Linked DNA regions of Homo sapiens: region 1 is linked to region 2. A link is a contact called in ENCODE Hi-C or POLR2A ChIA-PET data. All regions are on one chromosome and are shown on one strand. Each heading gives the region's core, a stretch centred on a gene start or an enhancer-like site at or near the end of the contact. The rest is flanking DNA. Distances are from core to core; before and after follow the strand shown.

Region 1 (2,771 bases), core at 43-2,542, 160 kb after region 2:
TAGAATACTATGCAGCCATAAAAAAAGAACGAGTTCATGTTCTTTGCAGGGACATGGATGAAGCTGGAAACCATCATTCTTAGCAAACTAACACAGGAACAGAAAACCAAACACCACATGTTCTCACTCATAAATGGGAAGTGAACAATGAGAACACATGGACACAGGGAGGGGAACATCACACACCAGGACCTGTCAGTGGGTCGGGGGTCGGGTAGGGGGGGCGAGGGGAGGGAGAGAATTAGGACAAATACCTAGTGTAGATGATGGGTTGATGGGTGCAGCAAACCACCATGGCACATGTATACCTATGGAACAAACCCGCTCATTCTGCACATGTATCCCAAAACTTAAAGTATAATAATAAATAAATAAATTTTTAAAAAGGCAAGTAGAGACGGAGTAAATACACTGCTTACAAAAGATACACTTTTGTGTATGAGGAGAGAGTTAGATTGAAAGAAAAGGGTAGTAAAACATACACCATGCTATCACTAGTCATAAGAAAGCCAATGTGGCTATGTGAATATTTTTCAAAGTAGTATTTATGACAAGGAGTATCGGCAGAGATAAGTTATTCATAAATATAAAAGGGCCTTTTTATCAGGAAGACATAAGAATCCTAAATGTCTAAGCGTACAATAACATTGCCCCAAAGACACAAAGCAAAAATGGGTAGAACTAAAAGAAAAACAGATAAATCCACAAAGTTTGAGATTCTAGTATTCCTCTCTCAGTAATTCATAGAACAAGCAGCCAAAAATTAGTAAGAACATAGACCCGACTTGGAAGAACACAACATCTAGCAATGCAGACGATATTCTTTTCAAATGCTCATGGAATATTTAACAAGATAGACCATTGTCTGGGTCATAAAGCAAGTATCAACAAATTTTACATGATGCTAATCATAGAGGGTGCACTTCTGATCACCATGGAATTAAACTGGAACTCTACTATTCCTCTCTTTTCTATTTCATTTATCTTTGGTTCTTTTTATTTTCCTTTACAATTTCCTTCCTTTTGTTTTCTTTGGGTTTCTTATTCTCTTTTCAAACTTCTTAAGGTATAAGATTAGAGCACTGACTTTAAGCCTTTCTTCTTCTCCAATATAAGTATTTCAAGTTACAATTTCTTCCTAAGCACTACTTTTATCTATATCACATGAATGTTGACATACTGTTTTTGTTATTGCTCGGTAAAAATGTTTTCTCACTTCCTTTGTGATTTTTTTCTTTGATTCATAGGTTATATAGAGGTGGTTGCTTAGCTTCCGAATGTTACTGGGCACTGATCATAGGGGACACAGAATGAGCAAAACAGTTCTGCTGCACTAGCAAAAACGTGTGAACGTCAAACACAACAACAATCATTCTAGATAGTCATAGCTGCTATTTATTGAGTTCCTATCATTTGTCAGACTTATTTGTTTTCTGTCTCACTTAACCTAACGAAACAGATGTTATCTCCTTTTAACAGCAGAAGAAACCAAGGCTGATAGAACAGAATAACTTGCCTGATATCACACTAGCAAGCCTGGCTTTCAGACTCAGCTGTCTGATACTGATGCTCTTCACCCTATTCCACTGCTCCCCTTCCACTGTTTTTTTCACAGCAAACCTGCTTGTACCTTGTGGCAGCTTGATTTTGTATATTTTGCTGCTCCTTTTTTTTTTCTTTTCTACTTGAACCACGTAATCATTGAAGGAAGTTCTAAGGGAGCCACCAGGACTCTTAAACAAGGTGAAGCTGGGAGAGGCTTAGCAAATATTAGATCGTTTATAAACACAGGCTATTCTTTCACCTATGAAATAAGCAGCTGCTGGCATATATGGTCTCCCCGGCCAAACTGAGGGCAAATGTTCCTCAGAACAAGACTCCTCTTCGCTCCACACAGACTAAGACCCAACCAGAGCATCTGGGTAAATGGAGTGTGGGATCTGCTGGAAAAATACCTGTGAACAGAAAGAGCTGTGTCTCCTGACATAATTGTATATAGGCCACAGTTCAGAAAGAGACAAGGAATCACGACAATGACTTTAAATCATCCTCCCATAAGGTATACATGCTAGACAACACTCAGTAATGACTGCTGGGGTGGGATTTTTTTTTTTCACCCTCTCTTATTCAACAAAGGTATGAAAACGTCAACTAAACCAAATGCACAGGAAATGGGGTTTCTGGCCAATGTATTTCTTAAGGTAACACTTGGTTTTTACCCCTCTTGTTCTTTTTAACACCAAAGCCCTATGATGTGTCAGACACCTGCACAAATACTCTTTGATATGATTGTCATACTCGCTCTATGAGGTTGGTGATAACATTTTCATTTAATAGACAAGGAAACTAATCCTCAAGAATGCTTCGAAAAATAACTTGCAAAAGTCACACCCTATATGCAGAGTTAAGAGTCATTAGAGGCCGGGCGCGGGGGCTCACGCCTGTAATCCCAGCACTTTGGGAGGCCGAGGCAGGTGGATCACGAGGTCAGGAGATCGAGACCATCCTGTCTAACACGGTGAAACCCTGTCTCTACTAAAACTACAAAAAATTAGCTGGGCGTGGTGGCGGGCGCCTGGAGTCCCAGCTACTCCAGAGGCTGAGGCTGGAGAATGGTGTGAACCCGGGAGGCGGAGCTTACAGTGAGCCCAGATAGCGCCACGGCACTCCAGCCTGGGCGACAGAGCGAGACTCCGTCTCAAAAAAAAAAAAAAGAGTCATTAGAAGTCTTCAGACTCCAAGACCAATGCTCATGCCACAAAATTCATTAT
Region 2 (3,234 bases), core at 550-3,049:
GCCCAGGCTGGAGTGCAGTGGCGTGATCTTGGCTCACAGCAACCTCCTTCTCCCGGGTTCAAGCAATTCTCCTGTCTCAGCCTCCAGAGTAGCTGGGACTACAGGCACATGCCACTATGCCTGGCTAATTTTTGTATTTTTAGTAGAGACAGGGTTTCACCATATTGGTCAGGCTGGTCTCGAACTCTTGATCTCAGGTGATCCACCTGCCTTGGCCTCCCAAAGTGTGAGATTACAGGCGTGAGCCACCATGCCCAGCTGATTATAGCAAAATTCTAAGTGATAGTTGTATTCTTGGAAAATGAATGGAACGACTTTTGTCCCAGCCAAGATCTAGTGGTGTGTTGGAGCAGATACACCCTGAGTCTCTGGGGCACTCTCAGTCTATGTATCAGATAAGCATAAGGAGTATTGGTGGAGAAGGACAAGAATGGGAAAGGTGGGCGATGAGAATTCCTGCAGATAAGGACTGGTGAGAGTATTCTCTTTTGAAACCCTTAGTCGACAATCTTTCTGGTGCATATCAGATAAGCTGAATGGTTTAGGAAATCTAGTGTTCACATTTAGTGCTTAGAATTCTAAGCTTTTTTATTTTGCTTAAACAAATGGAATGAAATTTATTAACAAGTGAACCTAGTAATGAGCTGAAATTATTCTCACCAGCATACATATTTTTGGTAAATTATAGACTTTGAAGACAAAATCATGGTGTTTCCCTTACTGTCCAGTGGATGGCACAAAGAGACCATTGTAGATCCTGCTGGTTCAGCGGTAGCTCTCAATCCATAGATATTAAATGGGCAAATTCTATTTTTATTGTCTTTCAAACTAGATTTTTCTCAATGCACAACTTTTTTTTTCTTTTTCTTTTTTTTTTTTGAGACGGAGTCTCGCTCTATTGCCAGGCTGGAGTGCAGTGACACGATCTCGGCTCACTGCAACCTCCGCCTCCCGGGTTCAAGTGATTCTCCTGCCTCAGCCTCCTGAGTAGCTGGGGACTACAGGCGCATGCCACCATGCCCAGCTAATTTTTTTGTAATATCAGTAGAGACAGGGTTTCACCATGTTGGCCAGGATGGTCTCGATCTCCTGACCACGTGATCCGCCCACCTTGGCCTTCCAAAGTGCTGGGATTACAGGCGTAAGCCACCGCGCTTGGCCAATTATGCACAACTTTTTAAGGACCATCTCTATCACATGAACTAAAGGATATCATTTTCACTTGGGGGTGGGAAGTGGTGAGCTGCTTAAAAGCAATGCCTAAACCCCCTGGGCTTTCCTTCCTTTCACTTGGAAGAACCAGGGGGTAACTAACTGCTAACAATTCCATGCTTTCAGAGATCTAGGCGCAAGCCTAAGGGCTTCATCTCATTTAATCCTCATGGCAAGACTGTACAGTATTATCTCCATTTTGTAAAATGAATGATAAAAAGAACTTAAGCACAGACAGGCTATAGAATCCATCCAAAGAGATGGAGCTGCACTTGAGGCTGGGTCTTTGAGACCTGAGTTTGAGCCCTTCATCATTGTGTTGTGTGTGCTGCTAACCAATTTCCCCTCTCTGTCTTCTAGGATTTAATACATGGTGTCACATTCTGTCTGATCCATCCCAGTAGCTCTCCAGAGCTCCCAACAGGAGAGAGTTCCAAAATGTTTCCAGGGGTACTAGGCTCGGTTACAATATTTTGCTTGGTGGCCCAGAGTATAAACGTGGATATCTTAGGCTGGTCTATAGCTGAAACGTCTATTTCATTTGCAAGCCTATCTTTGGCTAAGAGGAAGTGAATCATTCTTGAGAACATCTAATTAATTGCTTTCAGATTCCACATGTTGACATTCTCAGGGCACATTTTTTTTTTCCCGTGCATTTCTGTTGTCAAAGTCCCTGCCAGCTCCTAAGGCAGTCTGAGCTGGCTGTCTTAGACTTTCAGAGCTGCTGGAAGCTTGGGGGAGGGAGGGGCTGTAGGTCAAAGAAACTTTATAACCTAGCTTTACCTCCCAGCTCAGCCACCAGCTGCCCTCAAATGTTCTGGATTGGAATAAGCCCAAAGATGAGTGGCAGGAGGGAAGGGCAAGCCAATACGTCTAGTTTGGTTCAGTCAAAGCCTTGCCCATTTCATCAGAATTTTAATGGAAAATTTCCAATAAGATTAAAATATAAGGTCACCCCAATTTTAGTATGGCTCCATTTAAAAAAAATCATGCATATCTTTGTTTTGCAATGGGGCCTTACTCTTGCCCAGGAGAGGTGCGGTGGTACAATCATGGCTTACGGCAGCCTCAACCTCCTGAGCTCAAGCAATCCTTTCACCTTGGCCTGCCAAATAGCTAGGATTACAGACACCCACCACCATGCCCAGCTAATTTTTAAAAAAAATTTTTTGTAGGTCCAGTGCAGTGGCTCATGCCTGTAAATCTCAGCACTTTGGGAGGCCGAGGCAAGCGGATCACCTGAGGTCAGGAGTTTGAGACCAGCCTGGCCACAATGGTGAAACTGCCGTCTCTACTAAAAACACAAAAATTAGCGAGGTGTGGTGGTGGGCACCTGTAATCCCAGCTACTCGGGAGACTGAAGCAGGAGAATCAATTGAACCTGGGAGGTGGAGGTTGCAGTGAGCCAAGTTCGTGCCATTGCACTCCAGCCTGGGCAACAAGAGTGAAACTCCGTCTCAAAAGTTTTTGTGGAGATGGGGTCTTGCGATATTGCCCAGGCTGGTCTCAAGCTCCTGGATATCAAGTGATCCTCCTGCTTTGGCTTCCCAAAGTGTTGGGATTACAGGCATGAGCCACCACAACTGACCAAATCATGCATTTCTATAGACAACGTCTGCAAGAAGATATTAATGGTGATTATATCTGGTTATGTTGGATTTGTATTTTTATTTGTACTTTCCTGTATTTTCTAAATTCCTGACATTCTACATGTGTACTCCTTTAATAATCAGAAAAGGAAACTTAAAATAGTTAAAACCAATTGGTCAGATATGTAAAATAACCCACCATCTCTCCAGAGAGGGCTGTTTGCTAGAACTTATTTTCTTCATTGAAATACTAGAGTGCCCCAATAAGTTTGAATAACACAAAAAAAAAGATAATGAAAGTAACTAAATTATCTAGGCCCAAAAGGAAATGCCACAAAAATTGGCAAAGAAACAACCATGACGTGCTATACCGGATAGCTCCTAGGCCCCCTTGGAGACCCTGAGGTACCCGACGAGGGACCTGTAGTAAGGC

Evidence for each region. Hi-C counts contacts between places; a loop is a spot of excess contacts on that map. ChIA-PET counts read pairs that join two places held with the same protein, here RNA polymerase II (POLR2A). Pooled maps may share reads with other maps.
Region 1: a loop to region 2 is called in a pooled map, with 2.9 times the contacts of the local background. The contact joins two enhancer-like sites. A Hi-C loop is called at or near these places in 3 of 50 pooled maps. POLR2A ChIA-PET finds 5 or more read pairs at or near these places in 3 of 52 experiments (AG04450, CD8-positive, alpha-beta T cell and activated CD4-positive, alpha-beta T cell).

What each region holds. Positions count from the first base shown.
Region 1 is chr3:183,348,204-183,350,974 of GRCh38, forward strand. The region is part of intron 3 of MCF2L2 (MCF.2 cell line derived transforming sequence-like 2); the gene reads right to left. Among named protein-coding and RNA genes, the nearest start is that of MCF2L2, 79 kb to the right of the region's middle. Within about 2 kb of position 1,293, at least 2 of the 41 ENCODE cell types and tissues checked have a DNase peak (open chromatin) inside an H3K27ac peak, as active enhancers do.
Region 2 is chr3:183,184,057-183,187,290 of GRCh38, forward strand. The region is part of intron 27 of MCF2L2 (MCF.2 cell line derived transforming sequence-like 2); the gene reads right to left. Among named protein-coding and RNA genes, the nearest start is that of LAMP3, 23 kb to the left of the region's middle. Within about 2 kb of position 1,800, at least 3 of the 41 ENCODE cell types and tissues checked have a DNase peak (open chromatin) inside an H3K27ac peak, as active enhancers do.